2 separate regions of the Homo sapiens genome follow, and region 1 is linked to region 2. Evidence: chromatin loops called from intact Hi-C (ENCODE). Cell type or tissue: dorsolateral prefrontal cortex. All regions are shown on one strand. Links, peaks and the distances in the headings refer to the core of each region. The heading gives the core; the rest is flanking DNA.

Region 1 (5,373 bases), core at 289-5,288, 48 kb after region 2:
CATCTATCATTCCTCCTAATTTGTAGGAAGGAGCATGGAGGCACAGAGAGGTTAAATAACTTGCCCAAGGTCACGCAGCAATTATGTGGTAGAGCTGGGATCCGAACCCAACTGCCTGGCTCCAGAGTCCCTGTGCTGAACCCCAGGTCCACACTGCCAGCCTGGGGTGGCCCTAATGACTGAGTTTAAGGCTGCCCTGAAAGTGCATGGCACGGCGTCGGGCAGGCAGGCAGGGAAGAAATTGTTGTTGCTGCTGCCCTCAAATGGGGCAAGAAAGGACGTGGGAAGAGCCCCCTGGGTGACTTCCAAACACCTGGGACACAGCACAGTTATAGCGGGGAGGGGACAGCCCCTGCTGAGCCTTCCTTGTCCCGCCCCCAGTCGGAAGCCGAGAGGGGAATTTGGCTGAGAAGGCATCTTCCTCATAGCTTAGATGCAGAGGGCTCTGGAGGCGGGTGATTCAGGGTCTGAAGTGCCTGGGGCTCCTGGCTCTGGGGCAGTGGGGTAGGCTGACAGGGGTGGCCCTGGCGAGAAAGGTGGGTGGGCCAGGAGCCAGATGGGGGTGCCTCATCTAGGTCCCACCGCCAGCATCTTAGAGGGCGGAGGATGAAAGCAACCTGGGGGAGGGGCTCACCTGGGGGCCATCGCAGTAGCCAGGTCTTGGCAGGAGGAGGAGCTCGGCCACCACTAACTCAAAATCAGACTCAAACTGGCCTCAACAATAAAGAGGGTTCTTTAGCTGAAAAGTCCAGAAGTGATTCTGCCTTTAGGTGAGACTGGACACAGCTGGTCTAAATATCACCAAGGGCCAGGTGTGATGGCTCACACCTGTAATCCCAGCTACTCAGGAGGCTGAGACTGGGTGGGAGGGGGTGGAGGGGGGATCGCTGGAGCCCAGGAGTTCAACACCAGCCTAGGCAACAGAGCAAGATCCGTCTTGACAAAAAATTTAAAAATTAGCCAGGCACTGCGGCTCATGCCTGTAGTCCCGGCTACTCAGGAAGCTGAGATGGGAGGATCACTGGAGCCCAGGAGTTCAAGGTTACAGTGAGCCGTGATCACACCACTGCACTCCAGCCCGGGTGACAAAGCAAGACCCTTTCTGAAAAAAATAAATAAATAAAATTTAAAAATAAAATAAAAATCACCCCAATCCACCCTTTTCCCCCATTTTTCCCCGGCCTGCTGCAGAGTTGGCTCCACTTCCGGCTGCAGAGTTCTGACCCCAGGCAGCTCCCAGGGCTATGAGCCTCCCTGTCCCCTCCAGCAGGAGAGAGAAGCTCTCACCTTAGCATCGCCAGCCCAAGGCCTGAGACTCACTCCGACCAGGGCTGGCTTTGGTCACACGTCCAACCCTGTGGCCAGAGGCATGGCATACACTGACTGGCTGTTTGGATCACACGCTGTACCTGGTTCCCCACCGCCTTCTTGGGAAGGGGAGATGGGAAAGGGCAGATAGGGGCTCTGGGCAGGCAGTGAGCAGATGTCTGCCCATCGGCCTCCGGTTCCATGTCTGTCTGGCTGTGTGACCTGGGCAGTCTCCTCTCAGGCCTCGGTGGACTAGAGAAAATGCTTCTGACCTTCATTTTCGGTAAAGAACCCTGATGGTAAAGCTCCAATGAGTAGGGAGGGATAGCATTTGGAGATATATTATAGCAGGGAGGGGACAGCCCTTGCGGAGCCTTCCTTGTCCCACCCCCAGCCGGAAGCCGAGAGGGGAATTTGGCTGAGAAGGCATCTTCCTCATAGCTCAGATGCAGAGGGCTCTGGAGGCGGGTGGTTCAGGGTCTGAAGTACCTGGGGCTCCTGGCTCTGGGGCAGTGGGGTAGGCTGACAGGAGTGGCCTCAGTGAGAAAGGTGGGTGGGCCAGGAGCCAGCAGGAGCTTCTCTCTCCTGCTGGAGGGGACAGGGAGGCTCATGACGAGTTACTGGGTGCAGCACACCAATATGGCACATGTATACATATGTAACTAACCTGCAAGTTGTGCACGTGTACCCTAAAACTTAAAGTATAATTTAAAAAAAAAAGAAATCAAATCCAAGTGGAGACGCCGTGGTTGACGTGGGGGTGAGGGTCCTGATCCCTGCTCCCTGCAGGGGACCCCAAGGGCCTCTGCTGCTCCCTCTGTCCCCAGAAGACATGGGTCACCAGAGTCAACATGGAGTCCAGCACAGTTGCCAGCACCCGATCTCGGCTGGTTAAACCAACCAGGCAACATCCAAGGAAATGCGACCTCAAGGTGGCAGCCCGACGGGCTTGTCATCAAGGAGAGAAGGGGATCCATAAACTCCACTCCCACCATCACCGCCACCCCTCAGCACCCTCAGCCTCCTCAGAAAGCCCCCGCCCCCGACCACAACCTCACAGCTGAAGTGGTGTGGGTGAGGGTGGTGAGGAAGTGGTGCCAGTCGGGGCAGCACAGTCGAAGCCATCACCGCTGTGGGTGATCGGGCCAGAAACCAGGCTGGGGAAGACAGGGTGATAGCCATGAACAGAGCTGCCTTTGACTCCAGAGGACAATGCCCCCCCAGTGTCCCCTGAGGCTGGCCCTTGCTGTTGAGTCACTGTCTGCTCCCTCAGAGCGGTTTGGGCCAATGCTGAGTTATTTCAAAATAATAATAGACTAGCGATGCAGTCATAGAATAGAGAATAGAGAGGCGTGCAGGGTTGCGGCTCTGTTATATGAACTGACACTTACTGAGCCCCTGCTCGGTGTAAAGGCCGTACATGTACTGACTCATCTCACCCTCACGACAGTGACGTGAGGTGGGACGTGAGTTATGCCTGACCTGCATGAGGCTCAGAGAGGCAACAGCACCTGCCCGAGCCACTCAGCTAGAAGTGGTAGGTGGACCCGGGTCTGTGCAACTCAAAGCCTGCAGTTGACACACTGCAGCCATTAATTTTGCAGAAGACGACACTATTTGGTCACCATCATCAAATCTTCCAAGGGTGGAATGGAAGAGAATTCCATGAGAATTCAGAGGACAGAACAATGTCTAACACGGGGGTGTGTCTGGGCAGCAGATTTCAACTCGACCCAGGAAAGAACTTCGTGGCACTCCGAGGGCCAGGGCAGCCTGGTGGTGTGGAATGAGCCATCTATTACTGGAAGTGCCCAGGCAGGGGCTGAAGGTCATTTGGAACAATGTGGCGGGAATTTCCACACTGCTGAGGGTTGGACAAACAGCCTAAGAGCTTCCGTTTGGCTCTGAGGTGCTGGGATTTCAAGTTGATTTATGTAATGGGCCCCCTGCCTGCAATCTCAGCCCCTCCAATCCACTCTCCATGCTGCAGACTGTAAGCTTTCCAAAACACCCCTCCAGCGTGCTGTCCCTGCAGAAGTCCTCGGGCGGCTCACCACCTGTTCCAGTTACCACTGCTGGCTAACAACCCCTTCCAAAACTTAGTGACTTAAAACAACCACCTGACGCTCAGTCTGTGGGTCGGGAATTCAGATGACTCTGCTCCATGATGTCCTGGGAAGATTAGATGGGTAGGAGCTGGGGTTAACTGGAAGAGTCCTCTTCCCATCTGGCTGTCGATGATGGCATAGTCGGGACCACAGCAGGGCTGTTGGTTGGACACCTAGATACAGTCTCACCTGTGGCCTCTCTGCATGGATGGATTAGTTTGGGATTCCTCACTGCATGGTGGCCGGGTCCAAAGAGTGACTATCCCAAGACAGCAAGACAGAAAGGTATTTGTGTGACCTAAGCTTGGAGGTCACAGAGCATCACACAAAAAGCGCCACCGTACACACAAAGTATCCATTATACACAAAGCTCCACCCAGGCTCAAGGGAAGGGGACAGACCCCAGTGCTGGATGGGCGGAGTGTCAAGGCCATTTTGCAAGAAGAGCAAGTGGAACAGTAGCCAGGGTTGCAGCCACATTTGGGAAATATAATCTACCTACCACATGTCACTCTTCAAAAGGGGTCCAAGCCATCACTCGACACAGCTGATGAGGCCCTGTTCACATCTCCAGCCTCCCTGGGTTTTGCACATGCTGTTCCTTCTGACCAGAAAACTTGTGCACACATCCCACCTCCACCCGCTTCACCTGGCCCACCTCTACTCACCCTTCAGGGCTCAACAGAGATATCGCCTCCTCGCCCAGGAAGCCTGCCCTGACCCTGCCCACATCCAGCTGAGTGGGAGTCTCTCCAATCCATGACCACATTTGTCTCTTGGGATACGGTGGCTTCTCTACTGATTGGTCTCCAACAGACTGCAAGCCCCAAGGGCGTGGATAGGGTCTACCCCATCTACTGTGATATCCCTGGCACCTGGCCAAATGCCAGTCCCTTTCTGGGTCCTGCTGGCAGCCTCCTCCCACAAGAAGTCTTCCTGGATTGCACCTGAAAGCATTAGGTGTCTCTCCTGTGCTCCCACGGTGCCCCCACTCTACCCCAAGCAGGTGTTTGGGAATGCCTGGGGGAAGGGAAAAGCTCTTTTCCTCGTTCCCAAGCCAGAGCTTGTTACTGCAATGAAAGAAGCAACAAATTACCAGCCAGGCTTGGGGGCTAATGATGGAAACCAAGGCATTGTTCTGGGTGCTGCTAATTGCATGCCTCCGCAGTGAGGCCCACTCAGCCTGCAGCATGTCACCGCTAACTTCTGCCCATAGCGCCAGGCCCAGCCTGGAAGGGGGCCAGACACAGAGTTTACTGGGGCAGGAGGGGTGTCCCTGGAGCAGTGGGTCCCAAAAGCGTGACTGCAGCTGCCTCTCCTGGAGGCCTATTACAAATACAGATTCCCAGGCCCTGCCCCAGAACCACTAAGTCTATATCTGAGGGGCTGAGTCTCCAGGGATAGGCATTCTTGACAAGCCCCCAAGGGGATTGTGAAGCCCAGCCTAGGCCTAGGGTTTCTGATCCCATCCCCACCCCAAAGCCAGACAGAGACCTTCCACACCTAGCCCAGCTCACCCCGACAATGTGGCAAGATTCAGAAAATGAACCTGTTTAGGGGAGAAGGGTGGAGATGACAGAAGCCTCACCCAGGAACAGAGGTCAGGTCTTCTCATGAGCTGAGAGACCCAGGTCAAGTTAGTGCACCTTTCTAAACATAGGTGGGTTTCCCAGGAAGCTGAGAGACCTCAAACTTCACAGTCTCTGCAAGGCCCTGGGAGGAGCCCTAGCAATGGGCTCACTTGCTTGGAGATTTGTGTACAATTTGTGAAAGTAAGATATCTTAGCCTAGGCACATGGCAGCTCACGCCTGTAGTCCCAGCACTTTGGGAGGCTGAGTCAAGGAGTTTGAGACCAACATGGCGAAATCCCACCTCTACTAAAAATACAAAAATTAGCTGAGTGTGGTGACACATGCCTGTAATCCCAGCTACTCAGGAGGCTGAGGCAGGAGGATT
Region 2 (5,373 bases), core at 264-5,263:
TCCCCAAGAGACCAACAGGGCCCTGGAGGGGGCTCCCCTCTTGCTCATCCTGAGCCCAAGGCTACAGGTCAGGATCCGTTACTGCTACACCGCTCAGGGAGTGCCTACCTCCTCCTCCTCCTCCTCCCTCCACCTCTCCCGGGAAGGAAGGCTGCAGCCTCCTCAAAGATGGCTTTGGTAGCAGGGGTGTTGCCCCCGAGATCAGTGCAATCACCAAGCTCAGACAGCCCCATGGAAACCCCACAACAAGGCACCCAAACAGAGACCAAACCCATCCCAGGAAACTCAAGGGGCGAGGAGAGGTATCTACTCCACCAGTGACTTAGGAATCTAGAAATTCCGGTGGGGCCAACTGAGCAAGGGGTGCGGGACACCCAGCCTCATTCCATAGAAAGAAATCCCAGGCTCCAAGATGAGTCCCCGTTTTCCATGTGGCCAGAGTCTTTGTCCAAGGCCGCAGAATCCTACCCACATTCTTTATGGGGCAGGGGCAGGGGGTGAGGGGCTCTTCCACCCAGAGAGTAGTTGTTCCCCAACCTTTTTATTCACTCTCAAAATGTATAGATTTATGTATCTATAAGTTATAGAAAAATTCCATTTTTAAATATGTATGCACATAAAAACCAAAGCTCATCTTGCATACCCTCAGCAGCACACACCTCCCTGAGAAGTTTATGAAGGAAGTCTAAGCTCCTTCATGGCTGGGCCCGCAGGTATCACGAGGAATATTTAATACCACTGGCCACCATTGATTGAGGTCTACCATGTGCCAGGGTTTGTGCTACATGATCTACATTTTTAACAATTGAATCCTCACAATACCTATGAGCCCCATCTGACAGAAGAGGAAACTGAGGCAGGGCAGGCCAAGTGACTTACCAAAGTCCCCTTGGCCAACAAGTGGCAGAGCTGAGATTCAACACAGCTCATCTGATTCCTGTGACCTTAACCTCCACTTTACAGGCATCATTTATAGAGTCCAAACTCAGACACTTGGGGCTGCCCCGATTTAGATTCAGTCCTCACAGAAACCCTGGCAGGGGATCACCATTGCTTTTCACATCTTACAGAGGAGCAGAGACTCAGAAAGGCTAAGTAATCTGCCCTAGGTCACACAGAGAGGTAAGTAATGGCAGAGACCCACACCTATCCGATTCCAACATTCTCCTATGAGGACTGTTTTCCCAGGCAGGACTGAAGTCTGGGTCAGTTTGGCCACTTCCACCCACTACCCCCATCTCTGAGTCCAGAGTACAGTAAGTTCTTCTCTAGGTTGAATTTCTCAGACACAAACAAGCATCTAAAACAGTGACTGGCAAATAGTCAGAGCTTGATGAATGATGATGAATGAATGAATGAATGAATGAATGAATGAATGAAAGAGTGAACTACAGAACATAGAGATGAATGGATGAATGAATTTCCCCTGATCACATTCTGTCCTCTCAGAAAGAAAGAGTCTGTGATTCCTACCATGAGAGGCAGATCTGGGTGCCCACCAACACTTCCACAATATCTGGACACCACCTAAGAGGTGTGGTCTAGGATGTGGGCTCACCACGTGTGTTTCTGGAGAACAAGCCCCGTTGTTTCCGCAACAATAACCCACCCTTGGTCCACAGAGCCTGTTTTTACTCACGTTTTCACGGGCTTCTCCCCACGGCTATGGTGAAGTAGGCACTACCCTCCCATTTTACAGGTTGAAGAGCCTGCAACATAGAGAGGGGAAGTGAATTGCCCAAGGTCACACAGGAAATGGGTGGCAGAGTCAGGGGCTTACCTATTCTTCTCACTTTCTCCTTCAGCCTACTTCTGTGTATTGGGATCTAACCTTAAGTCACCATGGTTCAGGGATGGAATCGTTAGGGGTTTGTCCCAAATCCACAGGTCAGGAAACAGCATCCTACTCCTCATTTAGGCAGAAATAACATGGAAATAAACACACGGCAAGGGATCCCAGCTAGGCAGCACAGCCAGGTCCAGAGACCTCCAGAGAGCCACAGGGTGTGTCCCAGGCAGAGTCAGGCTAGGAACCAGGAAGAATCAGGGGCATCACCCAGGGATGGCAAAACAGGCACAACCCAGTAAGAAGTAGACCCAAGAACCTTGGCAAGCAGAATCAGCAATGGGCTCTTCCTCTGCCCTCCTGCTCACCCCTCCTGGTGGGGCACAGTATCACTAAAGAAGCCACATGCCGGATGATGGGCTGGGAGGGCAGAACCTTTCCCTAGAATGGGCATGGTGCTGCGGTGCCTGGCCCTGCTGCCAGCCCAACCCAGCCCGGCCCGCACCAGACAACCAAGCACAATGGCTCTCTCAGGCAGGCAGACAATTCAACCCTTTCAGGCCAAGGGCAGCCGGGCTGGCATTCCCTGCACCTCTGTTTCTCTCTGCCTCCTGTAAGTGAATCACTCAGAATTAATGACCCTGGGAACAATGAATGGGGAGCAGGTTTGGGTTCTTCTTGAGCAGACAGAAGACTGGATCCTAGGAATACCCATTCCATGGCCACTGATGAAGACCAGAGCAGTGGATGCTCCAGGGTCACGGAGGCATGCTGCAGGGTGCACAGAATCATTACTGACTGTGGTCATCCGAACCATAGAGTGTGAGGGCCGCAGCCTCATGGATTGTTTGAGCCACAGATTGTTCTAGTCACAGAGCCACAGAAATCCAGTGTCTCAGAACCATCAATTACTAGCATCCTAGAATCAGTAGCTCAAGGAACCACAGGCTTCCAGGACCATCAATCATCAGTTGCCAGAACTCAGCTGTTTAGGGTGGGAAAAGAGCCTTAGAGACCATCCTGTCTGAGGCTTCATTCTGCAGTTAGGGGAACCCAGTCAGCTGATCAAGGTCACAAAGCTAGGACTAGTGGCCAGGCCTTGCTACTCCCTGTCCTCACTCCATTCTAAAGAAGGGCGCAGGAGCGGCAGCAGCCTCAGCTCGTGGACGCTAGGCTCCTCGGAGGTTGGTCTGGTCCCCCCGTAGAAGATTATCTGACACTGTCAGGGCACTTGTGGTCAAGCCCTTCCACTGCATCAAAACCAGAGGCTTCGTGGATTCTAATGTGAGGATGATGTGTTTTGCAAGTCTGGACAGGCCTGGATTCTTTTAACCAATCCTCCACTTCCTCGCCTAATAAGGGAGAATCATGCACCCTTGTGATTTTACCTGGGGCTCTGCCTACTGGTGATTACACAGGAGAGCGAGCCAGTCCTCCTGGGTTTCAGCTTGAGATACCCATTGCCTCATCAGGGTCACTTCAGTTCACTGCTAAGCCACAGAAGGAAATCCAACCTCACTTTCTAAAGGCCTATCACATGCTAGGTTCAAGAAAGTTACTAATACTAAGAAGAGAGAGACCCCATCCCCACCTTTGAGCCCCTTAGAGTCCACTGAGACAGTCAGATATGTATGTGATTATATTAATATGTCAAAGCAGAATGTGATGGTAATACACACAGAAGAGACAGAAATTAAGAAAAGCTTCATGAGAGAGGGGCATCATTTAAATGGAGTCATTCAATGGCTTTTCTACATATCAGTTCCTGACTTCTGCTTCTGGCTGTGATGGAGTAACAAGGACTGGACTTACCTTCCCACCCTAAGCAACTAAAAAACTGAACAAAACCAGCCAGGCGCGGTGGCTCACGCCTGTAATCCCAACACTCTGAGAGGCTGAGGTGGGCAGATCACCTGAGGTCAGGAGTTGGAGACCAGCCTGGCTAACATGGTGAAACCCCGTTTCTACTAAAAATACAAAAAAAAATTGGGGGGGCATGGTGGCACATGCCTGTAATCTCAGCTACTTGGAGGCTGAGGTATGAGAATCATTTGAACCAGAGAGGTGGAGGTTGCAGTGAGCTGAGATTGTGCCACTGCACTCCAGCCTGGGTGACAAGAGTAAAACTCTGTCTCAAAAAGAAAACAAAACAAAACAAACAAACAAAAAAACAGTCCATGAAATAACTTTTTTCAATCATTGAAAAACAGGAATGACTTAATGTGACTCCTAAGAGAAGATAAACAAATGAAAGGAGCCCTATGTTTGCCTTGGTTTTCTTCCTGAAGTTATATTCCAGATCATGGCTTGGGGCGAGGCATACCAAGCAGAATATAGTACTCTTGCAGAACTGAGGATTTGGAGACTGGAATTCAGGGATTCAGCCAGAAGTTGCGTGGCACAGTTCCAGAAAGGAAAACACTATGCAGAAAATAAACTCCAGAAATCTGCATGGGATGTTTTTGAGTTGTTTCTGAGTCCTAGGTCACACATACATGGGATCAAACCCTATGAGACTGGGCAAAGAACAGCTGGAAAGTTGCAAGCTGAACAATTTCCAGAGTTGGCACAGACCAGGAGACACTGCAGTCATTTAGAGTGGTTAGAACTCATTGAAAACCCAGTCAAGGCTGGGCATGGTAGCTCACACCTATAATCCTAGCACTTTGGGAGGCCAAGGATGAAGGATCACTTGAGCCCAGGAGCTTGAGACCAGCCTGGGCAACATAGTAAGACCCTGTCTCTATTAAAAAAAAGAAGAAGAAGGAGAAGAAGGAGGAGAAGAAGAAGAAGGAGAAGAAGAAGGAGAAGATGGAGAAGAAGAAGAAGAAGAAGAAGAGGAAGAAGAAGAAGAAGAAGAAGAAGAAGAAGAAGAAGAAGAAGAAGAAGAAGAAGAAGAAGAAGAAGAAGGAGGAGGAGGAGGAGGAGGAGGAGGAGGAAAGGGGAGGGGGAGGGGAGCGGGAGGAGAAGGAGGAGATGGAAGAGATGGAGGAGAAGGAGAAGAAAAAACCTATTCAGCAGAGAATCCATAGAGGTCAGGCCTTAGCCACAAGCTGAGCTATCCCTAGCATGAAGGCCAGTTCAGACCAGCCATACCAAAGCTTAAAAACAGGCTTCAAAGGGCTCACACTGACTTGCAAATAACTTAGGTGCCTGTTAGAACAAAGCCCAGCATTCTTTTAAAGGAAGGCAACAGAATTGAGACTCTCAACAATGTAACATTCACAAAATCTAGCATCCGGTCAAAACTTACTATATATACCAAGAAGCAGAAAAATGTGACCCATGGTCAGAAGAAAAATGAGTCAATAGAAGTGTACCCAGAAATAACAGAAATGATGGAACTAGTACACAAATATGTCAAAATAGTTATCACAAGTATGTTGAAGTATTTATGGGAAAAGATCATCATAATGAGAAGGAAAATTGAAAATATAAAAAAGAATTAAGTGAAATTTCTAGAGGGGAAAAAAATATAAGTCTAAAATGAAAAATTCATTAAATGGAATTCCCAGGAAATCAGACACTGCAGAAGAAAAGCTCATTGGCCCTGTAGTTATAGCAATAGAATTTATCTAAAGTGAGGC

What was found. A loop is a pair of places that touch in the nucleus more often than their neighbours do. Peaks named below come from ENCODE experiments on the same cell type or tissue, not always from the same donor. Only the 100,000 strongest peaks of a DNase experiment are listed, where the experiment ranks them.
Region 1: it touches region 2 in a loop (3-fold over the local background); 3 of 110 quality-filtered maps call a loop at or near these places.

What each region holds. Positions count from the first base shown.
Region 1 is chr1:19,042,911-19,048,283 of GRCh38, forward strand. All of the region lies in intron 1 of LOC105376815 (a long non-coding RNA gene), which reads right to left. Among named protein-coding and RNA genes, the nearest start is that of IFFO2, 89 kb to the left of the region's middle. RefSeq lists an enhancer at 708-1,682. In dorsolateral prefrontal cortex, for the core only: a CTCF peak has its summit at 2,399; a DNase peak (open chromatin) is centred at 2,521; H3K4me3 peaks cover 718 bases; H3K27me3 peaks cover 745 bases.
Region 2 is chr1:18,995,351-19,000,723 of GRCh38, forward strand. It overlaps LOC105376815 (a long non-coding RNA gene), which reads right to left. Exons shown (of 3, transcript XR_947015.2): 2 at 1,640-1,709. Among named protein-coding and RNA genes, the nearest start is that of IFFO2, 41 kb to the left of the region's middle. In dorsolateral prefrontal cortex, for the core only: no CTCF peak of the experiment used is centred there; DNase peaks (open chromatin) are centred at 2,311 and 2,594; H3K4me3 peaks cover 431 bases; H3K27ac peaks cover 1,226 bases.